Linked DNA regions of Homo sapiens: region 1 is linked to region 2. The links are chromatin contacts, found by Hi-C in ENCODE. All regions are on one chromosome and are shown on one strand. Each heading gives the region's core, a stretch centred on a gene start or an enhancer-like site at or near the end of the contact. The rest is flanking DNA. Distances are from core to core; before and after follow the strand shown.

Region 1 (6,723 bases), core at 978-3,477, 330 kb after region 2:
CTGTAATTCAGAGGGCAATGGGGAGCCATGGGAGACTTCCTAGGGGAATAGTATAATGACTAGAGTTGTGTATAAGGAACATGACTCTGGAAGGAACATATGGACCATATTTTCAATAAAAATATACAACCATGCCCTGAAGTTAAACAGAATTTATTCTTGATTATCTTCAATTGCATATAATTCATTCTTTCTTCTCTGTTAGAGGAGATAAGCACACATTAATTTTATAAGGTTTGCCTGCAAGGAAATGGAACATCTTTGAGCACAGAAGACATTCACTTTGAAAATCTATGACTCTCTCAACATGCCTTAGTCTGGCCACATTTGGGTTCATGCTTTTTAGTTTGGGCTGTCAACTTGCTAGTTCTGAAAAAAGCAAACAACACAAAATCATGGAACCAACCCAAATGCCCATCAATCAACAAGTGGATAAAGAAACTGTGGTATATATATACATGGAATACACTCAGCCATAAAAAGGAATGAATTAATAGCATTTGCAGTGACCTGGATGAGATTGGAGACTATTATTCAAAGTGAAGTAACACAGGAATGGAAAATCAAACACCATATGTTCTCACTGATATGTGGGAGCTAAGCTATGAGGATGCAAAGGCATAAGAATGATACAATGAACTTTGAGGACTTGAGGGTAAGGGTGGGGAGCAAGGGATAAAAGGCTACAAATAGGGTGCAATGTCTACTGCCCGGGTGATGGGTGCACCAAAATCTCACAAATCACCACTAAAGAACTCACTCATGTAACTAAATACCACCTGTACCCCAATACCCTATGGAAAAATAAAAAATTAAAACAAATTTTTTTAAAGCAAACAACAAAAGCTACACCTGGAAATTCTTATTGAATATATTTGTAGTCTGGCTTGGCCATCTGTTTTGGGGTTTTTTGTTTTGTTTTGTTTTTCTTACGTGTTATGGTTGATTTTGTGTGTGTCAACTTGACTGGGCCCTGGGCCACAGGATGCCCAGATATCTGGTTAAATATTATTTCTGAGTGTATCTGTGAGGTTGTTTCTGGAAGAGACTAACATTTGTATCAGTGGACTGAGTAAAACCCATGGTCCACTTCAAAGTAATTGGCCTTCATCCAATCTGTTGGCAGCCTGAACAGAACCAAAAGACAGAGGAAGGGAGAATTCCTTCTCTCTTTATCTGACTACTTGAGCTGGAACACTGGTCTTCTCCTGCCCTCAGACTGAAACTTATACCATCATTTCTCCTGGTTCTCAGGCCATCAGACTCACTAAAACTATCCTACTGGCTTTTCTGTATCTCTAGCTTGCAAACAGCATACTGTGGGACTTCTCAGCCCCCACAATTGCATGAACCAATTCCTCATAATAAATCTCTTTATATGCATAGATAAATATAGATATAAATACTGAAACAGATATATATCCTATTGATTCTGCTTTTCTAGAGAATCCTGACTAATACAAAAGACTTCACTGGTGATTCTGATGAAGAATATTTTTATATCCTCTTCTTAGAACATTATAGATCTCCAACTACCCTCTTTGGAAGTCAAATTATTTTTATACACAGTTTTTCATTTCAAATTTGAATATATTCCAAAATAGTTTTTAAATATCTGACTTCTGTTTCAAGCCAAAACATACATTTGAAAAAGAAGTATGAATCTAGAGGAAAGTGTGATTTGACAAAGAGTCAAGGGACTGAAGTCTAGCCTTGCCTCTGACGCTTTCCAGCTGTGTGACCTTGGGCAAAGGACTTGTCTTCGTCACTCAACCATGTCACATGGGAATAACACTACAGGCCCCATCTTGCAAAGTGTCATGAGGACAAAATAAATTATGAAACACATCAACAAAACTCTACACAAATGCAAACTATCATATGCTACTTGACATGTTATACAAATAAGATTTTTATTATTCAAACCATATTTTAAATGCCCTTAGGGAGTTTGCCACACAAATGAAGTAATCAGTAAATCATTATTTTAAGCAAATTATTATTTTGTGTTTAAGGTAGTTCTCTAATTTCTCTGTTCTTTGTGTTTGAATTTTGCTATTTTGAGTGTTCTGAAAATAGGGCATACTCATGTTCCTATTTAAAAGATTTACACTAATTATGCTCAGCATAATGCAGCCCTGGACAGAAGGAAGCTCAGAAGTCAGTCCTGCCCTTGTGATGAGGGAGAAGCGGGCCTCCTGAAACTCCTCCAGATGGCCCCTTGGGGCTCATGCAACAAATGACTTTAATCCTCTCTGCGTAAAAAGTGATGTCATGGAAACCAAACTTGTTATGACTCAAAGCAGGTTAAGGAGACCCAGAGTTGCTTTGACATTTATATGTAGACATTTATAAACAATGCAGACATTTATAAACAACTTCTTCCATAAATATGTCACTTTTAGAAATATGGAAATAATGCCATAATCTCAAAAGAGAATGATTAGACTATCAAAACTGTGTGCTAGAAATAATGAGTAACTCAAACTTGATTGAATTCTGTCCTGACCTCCCACTGTTTATGGATGGTTGAAATCCGCTTACCTTAAATGAAAGGTTTGGAATTTTATTTTATGTTGGTTTGTTTCCATTTTGCCACAAAGATGCAGGAAAGAGAAAGCCACAGAATTGTGAGGACAAGTCTATGGCTTACATAAAGTATGTAAGGCTAAGGGTTCTGGGAAGCAGGTAATATTATTTTTAAAACTCCCCATTTTAAAATGGCACATTCCTAAATGCTTTCACAACTATTTTACACACATACGTTATTACTGAGAAAAACTTATCTTGAGGGATAAATTGTATTGCATCCTTCCCAGTACAATATTTTGTGCATAGATGATGTCAGCAATTATTTATTGAATATAATTGCATATTTAGAACTTTCTTCAAAAGCACTGATATTATCTTTCCTGTATTGCAGATGAAAAGCTCAGGCATAAACAATTTAAGGCATCTTGGATTCCAAACCAACCCCTACCCAGTACTGCTGCAGACCAGACTACCCCTCTTAGAAGTCAGAGGGAATCCCCTCTCCAATTTGATGCTGAGGTAGGCCAAGGCCAGGCTTGCTAGAGGCTCAAGGGTGCAATAAGAAATGGACCTCAGAAGGGACTCACTGGAGCATATGTCACTCTCATCAGGTTGCTACAACATCATAACACAACTAGGTGGCTTAAATAGCAGACATTTATTTTCTCACAGTTTTGGTGGCTAGAAGTCCAAGATCAAGGTGCTGACAGGGTTGGTTTCCAGTGAGGCCTCAGCCTGACTCTTAGATGGCAGCTTCTCACTGTGTCCTTGCATGACCTTTTCTCTGTGGGCACACCTGGCAACAGAGAGCGTTCTCTGGTATCTCTTCCTCTTCTTATAAGGACATCAGTCCTATCACTTTAGGGTCTCACCCCTGTGACTTCATTTCACCTTAATTACCTCCCTAAAGGCTCTATCTCCAAATACAGTCACACTGGGAATTAGGTTTTCAACGTGAATTGGGGGAACACAACTCAGCCCAAAAGAGAGTGCACCAATACCTGAGAGGCTGAGCCCCGGGGGGCAACAGGGCCCTCCTCTGCCTCATGGTTGGGGGCTCCTCTTGATGGCAGATCCCTCACTCCCCATGGGTTACACTGACTCAAACTTGGCTTTGTCTCTGTTCTTGATCTTATGAATAATTTTGGCTCTGCTTGTTGGTTGCAAGTAAACGGAAGTGAACATAAACATCGAGAGTCCAAGCCACCATTTTTGCCCACCTTCAAAACTGGACTCTCTTGTATGATAACCTTTTGAAGAGACAGCATAGTGCAATGAAAAGAGCACTATACGTGGCCTCAGAAGTCCTGGATTCAAACCCTAACTGTTTTCCATGGCGCATACATTCCCATGTGACTAGGACTCTGTTCCCCAACCCCATGATGTCTCTTACTCCCTCCAGCAATGCTGGCTTCCTGCCTCTACTCGAAACCAGCAAGCATGCTCCCATCCCAGGGACTTGGCAAAGGCTATTACCTTTGCCCGGAATGCTTTCCTTTAAATATCCACTAGGACTACTTCCTTATTGCATTTAATATTTTAATTAAATGCCACCCTTCTAGAAAGTTCTTCTCTGACCATGCTATCTACAACAGTGCTCACCCTCCACCTCCATCAGACACCTCAATATCCCAGACAGTACTTTATTTTTCTTTACAGTATTTATCACTATCTGACATTACTGCATACAGATGCTCCTCAATTTATGATGGGGTTACATCCCAATAAACCTATTGTAAGTTGAAAATATTGTAAGTCAAAAATACATTGAATACAGTTAACCCCCTGAACCTCACAGCTCAGCCTGGCCTATCTTAAATGTGATCAGAAACTTACCATACAGTTGGGCACAATCACAATCATCTAACACAAAGCCTATTCTACAGTAACATGTTGAATATCTCATATATATTTGTTCAACACTTTACTGAAAGTGAAAAGCAGAATGGCTGTATGGGTACTTGAAGTATAGTTTCTACTGAACGCTAATTGCTTTCACACCATTGTAAAGTGAAAAAGTCGTAAGCCGAGCTATCTTAACTTGGGGACCATTTATATATTTATTTGTTTATAGTTTGTCTTTCCCAATATATTGCAGGCTTCATTAGGGCAGGTTTATTAGTTTCATTTATTGCTGCATCCCATGCAAATAGTCCCTGAAGCAAAGAAAGCACTCAATAAATATTTTGAATGAACTGAAGGAATGACTATGAATTAATGGGGCACTTGGCCTCAGTTTCCTCTTCTATAACTTGGCTCTCCCTTGCTCAGGTCCATCCCTCAGGGGCCCCTGGCCTGCTCTTGGCCTCACTGGGCCCTGGTATCTCAGGCAGAGCCCCGAGGTGCCACCACCCTGCTGTTTGCACACCCTTGCCAGTTCTCTGCGTTCAGCAGATAGTGAGGGGCGAGGCTGTGTGGGTATATGAGCAATGCCAGAGAGGTCAGCTTCTCTAAAGAGATGTGGCTTCCTCATGTAATAGCATGGAGAGTATAGATGAGGAAAAACAGAGTGGCTCATGGCCAGCTCACTTCTTAAAGGCTGGGAACACAATGGGGAATGGCAGGCAACGTGGCCTTGAAGGGGAACAGGGTAGGAAGGGGTTGCCAAAGACAAAATACTAAGTGAAACTCTGTCCAGGCCATATCTGCCCAAGATGAAACTGTTTCTGGGAAAAAGGCAGATGCCTACAGACAAAGCAGCAGAGCCCAAACTAGCCCAAATATCAATGCAGAAAGGACAAGATGGAAAGCCCCATGAAGTAAGTCTTGCTCACTGCTCTCGCCCAGCACCCAGGGCAGGTGCTCAGGCTATGGGGAGGCACATTGTAGGGGGATGTGGGGTTGAGACCAGCAAAGGAGGCACACTGGAAAGCAAGTGAACTGGGAAGTGACAAGTAAAGAGGGTGCTTAAGGCTACTTAAAAGAGACATCAGGGATGAGGTGGAAAGTCAGGCAACAATGGGGTCACACCTTGGTTGCATCTATCACTGGCTAGGGGAACCTGGGCAAGTAACTTAACTCTTTTGTGCCTTATTTTTCTCACCTGAAAAATGGGTGTAATGGTACTTACTTTATAGATTATATCTTAATTATATACCAATTGAGCATCATGGCCCTGACACATGACAAACCATATGGAGGAGAAAGACGGAAGAAAGAAGGACCTAAGTGGAGAGGTGGGTTTAGACCGGGATTAAGCACTGAATCAGTGGAGAGGAGGATGCAGGGTGAGTGGACAGAGGAAACTAGTGGAGAAAAAAAAGGATTAAAAAGAGGTCTGAGAGAGTTCAAAGAATCAAGGAGAGGAGCTTTGTAAAGAATCAAGGATGGGCAGTATAGGAAGAGGAGGAAGAAGAATCTAGCAACTGACATAATGCAGACCCTTAACAGAGATGCAGGGCTACAACCCATCTTGTGCTGCTGCTGAGGCCCAGGGAGGAGCCACCTGGGTGCCCAGAGCTGTGCTGGGCAGACACAGGGCAATTCAGCCCTGTGGGAGACACACAGGTCTCCACAGGAGGCAGCAGTTTTTTAGCACGGGAATTCATCAGGCTTGGGCACCTGCTGGGGAGGAGATGGAAACACAGTCAATACATCTCATCATCAAAAACAGGAAGGAAACGAAACATTTTGGAAGTCATTGAAAGGCAGGTTTTATGTTAATTTGAAATAAAATGTTTGCTTAACCGACTGCTCTCTGAAGACTTCTTGATTTGGTATTTGGAGACAGACATCACCCTGACGTACATTAGGAGGCCTGTGATCTTAGGCTTGTTCCAGCTGTGATTCACTTCACGTCTGATTCACTTCATCATTTATGCAATTTGTCATCAGGTTATCTGAAAGCTGAGTAAAACCTCTCATATCCTCATGAGTTCCTCTCATATCCTTATGAGTTCTATCTATTGTTAGATAGAACTACATGAACAGAAGCTCTTTGAGTCCTCAATCATTTTTAAGAGTGCAAAGAGGTCTTAAGACCAAAATGATCGCAATCTGCTTTGAGTCCTCAATCATTTTTAAGAGTGCAAAGAGGTCTTAAGACCAAAATGATCGCAATCTGCTGACCTACTTTGGGCAAGATGACATACTCTCACCTTTTCTGTTCATTCTCTTTAGCCTTCAGAGCAGACCTGTAAGAGCCTAGATTTCCAGCGTATGGAAAGCAAAAAGGAGGCTCAGAGTAAAGCC
Region 2 (7,444 bases), core at 1,168-3,667:
TTCCAGGTATGCCTAAAGTCATCTTCTATACGAATGCAAAAATGTAACGACAAAGAAGGGAAAATAAAAGAAGGCAATATCTTAGGAATAAATATTTTATAGTGACATTATTTTTCTGCTAGTGAACTAATAATCTACAAAAATTTTAAGATAGATAAGCAGAAAGAATACAAACAAAAAAAGATAGTAATTTAACTCATATGAATAATCATCCACTGAAATGTAGCAAGGATATGCTACATATGAAATGTAATTAGATGATTGCTTAAAGATCTAGGAATATAAGCTCAATGTAATAAAATAACTTTCTTCATCATTGTTAAGGATTAATAAGGCATTAAATGGGTTTTCATGTGGGTCCTCATATGTTAAAAAGGACAACAATAAGAAAATCTAAAGAAACTGAGATAACTTATAAATCAATGCAGGTATTCTGTGTTAAATGCTTATGTAAGCCTGAGTTCTTCATCCAGATCTGTTTATGATTTTAAACATAAAATCATTTTCATTTCTAAACCTTTGCTCAAGTAACTTGTAGTACCTGAGTCCTATGTCTGATCCCTAAGTCTATTCTTTTCTCTATGTATCTATACCCTTCTTTAATTTTAAAACACTCTGACATATGAAAAAATGCCAGAGTTTACTGTAGAGAAATATTCATAACTTGTCTATTCATGTCACTCCTCCCCACCACACCATCCATATTATACACATTACCCATTCTCTTTGTTCATTAATTGGCAAAAGGGACTAAGAAATTCAAGGATGTCCAAAAATAAAAAACAAACAAAAATCTAACAACTCAGGAATGTCCTGTAGGTAGCTCATAGAAACTTAGTTTAGGAAGTAGTGCTCATCACTTGCTTACTTCTTTGGAAGTTTGTCTGATAATTATACAGACCAGCATCAAAATAACTCTCATTTATGTGTGTGACATTTCAGTGTAGAAGTAATAATAGGTAATGTTTTTGCATATGTCCTATTATAGGTACTGTTAAAAGTGCTTCAGTGTATTAACTCATAACTTCTCACAACTCTATGAAATAGATTCTGTCATCACTGTTTCACAGATGGAGAAACTTTCCTGTGTCCACAAAACTGGTTGGTGACAGAGCCAGAATTTTAACTCAGGCTATCTGGTTCCAGAGACTATACTTTTAGCCTCTATGTTGCCTTTTAGTGTATATTAGTTTACTGTTTGGTATGTGCATTGTCATGATTCGTTTATTTGCTCATGTTTTATCTGTGTTTGTATTTTTGTGTTTGTGAGTGTTACTATGCTATGGCAAAAAGGGCCTAGACTTTGAATTAGCGGATCTTACTTAATATTCACAGAAGCCTGGAAGTGTAAACACTGCTATCCCTATTTTATAGATAAAGAGACCTGAGGTCCAGAGATGTCATGTAACTTGCTTTGGTGTGGTTCTGAACAAATTATGTCTCTGTATCTCAGGTTTCCTTGTATGTAAAATAGGGATAACTTTCAGTTGTTGTGAGGAATAAATGAGCATTTATGAGAATAGTAATTAGAAACATAACAATTAATTGTTAGTACCCTTCATTCCTTTTCCTCTGCTATACAGTGATTTCATAAGAACAGAGAACCGAGGATTCAGTTACACAGTATTAACCTGTTTATCTTGGCTTACTATAAGTACAGAGAATTTTTCTCTTCTCTTGAGGCACCCCTCCTCCCCCATCACCTTCTCAAAATGGAAAAAGTTCAGGGGGAAAAGGCATCATGGGACTCCAGCATTGTTAAGTATGGGCAGTGTTCACTGTTATATTACAGTTGGAATTTGTTATGTTGCTTTAGTTATGAATCATGTCAGTAATTACCCTGAGGGTGGTGTTAGTTCACTATTCAAGTACAAACAAGAAGGGAAGTAGCAATGGTAGAAGAATAGCTAGGACATACTCTCTGTACCTAACCTGTGGGATGGAAGCACATATACTCTTATTCAGAGAATTTTATAAAGAGTCATGATGTTAGATAATTACTTGAATTTAGTTTTAGAATTTTCAGTTTGTAAACTTACAGTCAAATCTTAACTGGAATTGTGAGGAAGGGCTCTAGAATTCTGGATATGCAAGAAACAAAGAAGAGAAATAGGAGAAATCGATCCTAATTAGTGTGGCTTCTGAATTTCTGCAGCAAAATAAAAGGCTGTTATTAATTATTGAGTTTACTAAAATTTTAGAACTACTCTAAGGCAATTATGCTTCAATCATCTAAGCTTACTTACCTTTAATTATAAAATAGAACAACTTTTTGGCATTTCATTTTTCCAACTATTTATAGCATGTTTTAAAAACTCTGAACTGTCACGACCCAGTCTGTTTCAACATACACATTTGTGGTCCTTGGTGTTGTTACTAATTTACTTAATTGGGTCTTCATATTTTCAGCTTTTCTCAGAAATGGCCAAATATCAAAGGTATTTTTGGTGTCTTCCTGTAAGTGCTAGATTTAGAACATGATAAGGAAACGTAGAATAGGAAACAGCTGGATTTGTTTCTTAGCCTTTTCAAAAAAGCCTTTTCTTACTTTGCTAAGTTTCAGTGGTTCTTATCTCCACTAAATATAACAACAAATTTATCTTTAAGATTTTGATTATATTCCTTAAGAATTCTTCAAAGACTAACATAAATCTGTCTTGCTATCTTTTAAGTCTGGTCATTTTATCATTATGCCCTTTTCTTATTTTAAGATAATTTAATTGTCTAAAAGTTTTTAAATTTACATATTAAGTAATGATAGTTTTTATATTAGGTTTTATCATTTAGTTTTTTTCTTTTAAACATTAAGATGAAAAAGGTGGAGAAGTGAAATTACTTGTCTTTTACATGAGTCATAAACAAAAATGAACATAGGATACACTAATCCAATACTGAACTTACTATCTGTTCTTGAAAATATAATTTTTTTGCATTATCTTTTTCATAGGAATATCAGACACCTTTAATAGTGTACACTTTTAGATTGGCATCTGATTTAGTTGAACCCACATATTTTAACGGGGTCTTCTGAAAATAAACGTTTGCACATTTCAGTTCCAATGAAGAACAAATGGCCTGGGGAAGGGATGGAGAGTGGTAAAGAAATCCCTTGTAGAAAACCTTTTTTTTTTTTTAAACAGATGAGTCTCACTCTGTTTTCCCAGGCTGGAGTGCAATGACACAATCATAGCTCACTGAAGCCTTGAACTCTTGGGCTCAAGTGATCCTCCCACCTCAGCCTCCTTAGTAGATGTGACTACAGGTGTGAGCCAACACACCCAGCTAATTTTTTTTATTCTTTGTAGAGACGGGGTCTTGCTGTTGCCCAGGCTGGTCTCAAACTCCTAGACTCAAGTGATCCTATTGCTTTGGCTTCCCAAAGTGCTGGGATTAGTCATGAGCTGCCACTCTTGGCCTACAGAAACTATTTATATGTGTCCTTTGCTTTATTTTTCTTTAAATGCAGGTCCATTTTTTCCCCTCGTTTTAGGTAGCTAAGATTATATTGAATCATGTGTGTTTCAGTCTTTGTCATCTCAGGAAGTCTTATGAGACCACAACATAAAGTATAGTAATTTTTGTCCAATAATTTTGGCCATTAGCAAAAATTACCTATATGACATATAAATCAAATGGTATAATTTTTTAGTGCTAAGTCTTAAGTAGTATTCATTTTTATTTAAATAAATTGCTTCTGTTCGTAAAGTACTATATATAAAACCTTTTTACCTTTTTTATATATAAAACCTATGATTCATAGGTTTTATGTCCTATTAAAATATGAGCTAACAATAATTGGTAAAATTAGTTGGAAAATTATCAGTTTTAAAAGAAAATTAAATTGAAGGTTATGTTGTTAGTAATTTAAAGATCTCCTGTGTTTTGATGTAAAAACACTATTTTTTAGCAGCAGTCAAAGGGCTTAAGTAGTATGACTTTTTGTGTAACTTGGATTGTGCAATTGCTTTTAAAAATGAAACTATTTCTCATTTATAATGAGATAATGGAACTCAGTGTATCGGAAGAGCAGACTGAACACACACTTCTACCTCCTTTCTCCCCGCAAACCCTACAGAAGTGACAAAAAAGACACATATCACAGGGGAGTGAAACCCAGCAGTACTCAGACTGTGAAGCAGAAAAACTGTGGAGGGAAGTGGAGGAGTTGATTCATTTTTTTAGTATAAAAAATAAATGATGAGTGTATTGTGGATACAATAAAGTAGAGAAAACCACAGCACACAACACCCCCAGGAAAGGGGACTGGTGGAAGTGGGAGTCTTAGAGAGCCCCCAAGCTCAAAGTAGCAGATACAGAGAGTGGGGCAATAATCAGGAAGGTTTTCTAAAGTGCTGTTTGGCAATGGTCCTCAAACTTGAGCATGCATCAAAATTACCAGGAGGGCTTGTTAAAACACATATTACAGATTGCTGGGCCCAGTCACAAAGTTTCCAGTGTAGGGTCCAAGAATTTGTATTTCTGATATGTTTCCAGGTGATACTGATGCTGCTGGTCTGGGTACTACACTTTGTGAGCAACATTTTAAGAACATGAAACACCTGGACCAGTCCCCCATCTAAGGCCATGCCAGCCTATGAGAATAAAAAAAATGCACCTCTGTAGTCCCAGCTACTTGGGAGGCTGAGGAGGGAGGATTGCTTGAGCCTGGGAAGTTGAGGCTGCAGGGAGCCGTGACTGCACTACTGCATTCCAGTCTGGGTGACAGAATGAGACACTGTCTCAAAGAAAAACGAAAAAAAAGCACCTTCCTCTTTACTAATGGATTATAAAAAGATGCCGTCCGGACACAGCAACCCTAAGCTTGGTATGCAGAGTTTAGGCTGAAGCCCCATGCTGTTGTGCAGTGCATAAACTGTACAGATACAAGCCCGCGCCCACCTTCAAATTTTGTGTACACTTACAGACACGGGGCTAGGGTTTCCTGATGGTGCCAAAGAGAGAAGCAGAACAGAAATTGAAGTAAACCGAGACTTCTGTAACAGACCTAAAGAAAAAGAAATAGGAAAGGCAGTTCTTCCTAGGAGGAAAATACAACAAAGTATTGTACTGGTAGGTTATGTAGTTCCTTACTTTGGTATTTTCAGGTACCTCAGTTCAATATTTATTCATTACCATAAGAAAGACCAGAGGAAATGGAGGAGAGAAAATAATAAAAAAGAACAGAAAAAAAAAATTCCAAAACTAATGAAAACCAGGGGGCTTCAGATGGAAAGGGCCCATAGTGCCAAGCATGATGAATGAATGTGGATACTTTTTGTTTTTTTTTAATGACAGTCTCGCTCTGTCGCCCAGGCTGGAGTGCAATGGTGTGATCTCCGCTCACTGCAACCGCTGCCTCCTAGGTTCAAACGATTCTCCTGCCTTAGCCTCCTGAGTAGCTGGGATTACAGGCACGAGACAACGCGCCCAGATAATTTTTGTATTTTTAGTAGAGACGGGTTTTCACCATGTTGGTTAGCCTGATCTTAAACTCCTGACATCGTGATCCGCCTGCCTCGGCCTCCCAAAGTGCTGGAATTATAGGTGTGAGCCACCCCACCCAGCAAAAAATTCAGAATTCTAAAGATAATGAGAAAATTATAAAAGCTTCCAGAGAGAAAAAGTAAGCTATTTTAGGGGAATGAGATCCAGATCAGCACAGAAGTTCTCATTAGGAATACTGGATATTTTATAACCTAAAATTTGTCAAATATGACAGCAAAATGAAATTTGGAAATGCAAGGACTCAGAATGTTTATCTTTTGACTGCCCTTTTGAAATGAAATTACTAGGGAATATGCTTTAAAAAAATGAAAAAAGAATCCACAAAAGGGAAATCATAAGACCTAATAAAAAAACTGTCACACCAGAGCAGAGAGAAAAATGCAAAAAATCCTACGATGCAACAAGCCCAGAAAATGTTTGTTCCACATGAGAAATCAGATAGTTTCATAAAGAATGCCTTCAACAACAAAATGGTTTCTTTTAACAATTGTATAACCTCATCTAAATGGTGGGAATTTAACAAATACAGTTTAAAGTTGATAAATCAAGTAATAAGAGTAATAATGAATTTGTGTATTAACAAAAGAAAATTTGCCTTTTTTCCTCGGGCTTTTGAAGAATTTTAAGATTCATTCTAATTATTGAGACCAATTATGTGCCAGACACTAAAATAAATGAAGTTCTAGGGTGTTTTTCTCCCATCCTTGTTGGCCCATAGTTTTGACTGCATATAACAGGAGATGGCATGCACAGCCCACAGACCATAAATTTTGTTTTAACACAGCCGCTTTATTCATTTATATATTGTCTGTGGCTGCTTTTGCACTGCAGTACAGAGCTGAGAAGTTGCAGCCAGAAAGTAGAGCCTGCAAACCGAAAATATTTACTATCTACTCCTTGAGAAGAAAGTTTGTCAATACCCAATATAAAGCATTAACATGTTTCCCAAAGTCGTAACTATACAAAAAGGTATAATCTGAAAAATGTCATATTCTTTGATATTCCTTCTATCCCATTTCCAACCCCACCCTTGTTTTTTGGTTTATCTTTCCTGTGTTTCTTTTTATAAAAATAAGCAGGTATGCACGTTTTATTTTGCCTTTTTCTTATACAAAAGGTGGCATACTATGTGTGCTCTTTTATGCTTTTTTTCATTTAACACTACCTTCTTGAAGTCATTCCATATCAATTTATAGAGATATTTCTCATTATTACAGCTGCATAGTACTGTATTTTGTATATATACTACAGTCTGTTCAACTAGTTTTCTATGATTGGACATCTAGGTGGTTTCCAGTATTTTGCAATTTCAACTATTACCACAATAAATAACTCTGTGTGTGTGTGTGTATGTATGTATGTATGTGTGTGTTATGTAATTGAAATTGTGTCTTGAGGATCAATACCTAGAAGTAAGAATGCTGGGTCAAAGGGTTAATGTGTGTGTGTATGTGTGTGTTAGATATTGCCAAATCCCATCCATAAGGTTTGTACTATTTTTCATTCCCACCAGAAATGTATGAAGGTAGCAATTTCTCCATGACGGCCACTGTCCAAATTTTGCCAAGTAATGACATTAAAATATTCTTCTCATCTATTATCACCATCATTTAAAAAAGAATTTCTCCCATTTTAATAAAGGAAAAAGGACAAATCAGAAAAAAAGGATAAGAAGAGCCCTTTAAATTGTATAAATATAGTTCTTGTTGTGATTATTTTTCTTTTCTTGCTGAAGACAAATGCATCTCTACCCTGTATCAGACGAATCTTTATTTGATCATGTCTCCCCTACCTTGAAATTCTTGAGGACTTTCCACAGCTTCTCAGCACTTAACGTGGTCTTAACATGGCATATAAGTACGTGTAAGATGTTAGCCCTATTTCTCCAGCCACTTTGAATGTTTTAATTCTTTCAGTATCCAAATTCTCTCCCACAGGG

What was found. A loop is a pair of places that touch in the nucleus more often than their neighbours do. Pooled maps may share reads with other maps.
Region 1: a pooled map shows a loop between it and region 2 (2.6-fold over the local background). The contact joins two enhancer-like sites. A Hi-C loop is called at or near these places in 2 of 37 single-sample maps with no recorded cell type and 9 of 50 pooled maps.

The regions. Positions count from the first base shown.
Region 1 is chr13:48,725,130-48,731,852 of GRCh38, forward strand. No RefSeq gene overlaps it. Among named protein-coding and RNA genes, the nearest start is that of CYSLTR2, 75 kb to the left of the region's middle. Within about 2 kb of position 2,228, at least 4 of the 41 ENCODE cell types and tissues checked have a DNase peak (open chromatin) inside an H3K27ac peak, as active enhancers do.
Region 2 is chr13:48,399,259-48,406,702 of GRCh38, forward strand. All of the region lies in intron 17 of RB1 (RB transcriptional corepressor 1), which reads left to right. It also overlaps a transcript of LPAR6 not described here. Among named protein-coding and RNA genes, the nearest start is that of LPAR6, 10 kb to the right of the region's middle. Within about 2 kb of position 2,418, at least 10 of the 41 ENCODE cell types and tissues checked have a DNase peak (open chromatin) inside an H3K27ac peak, as active enhancers do.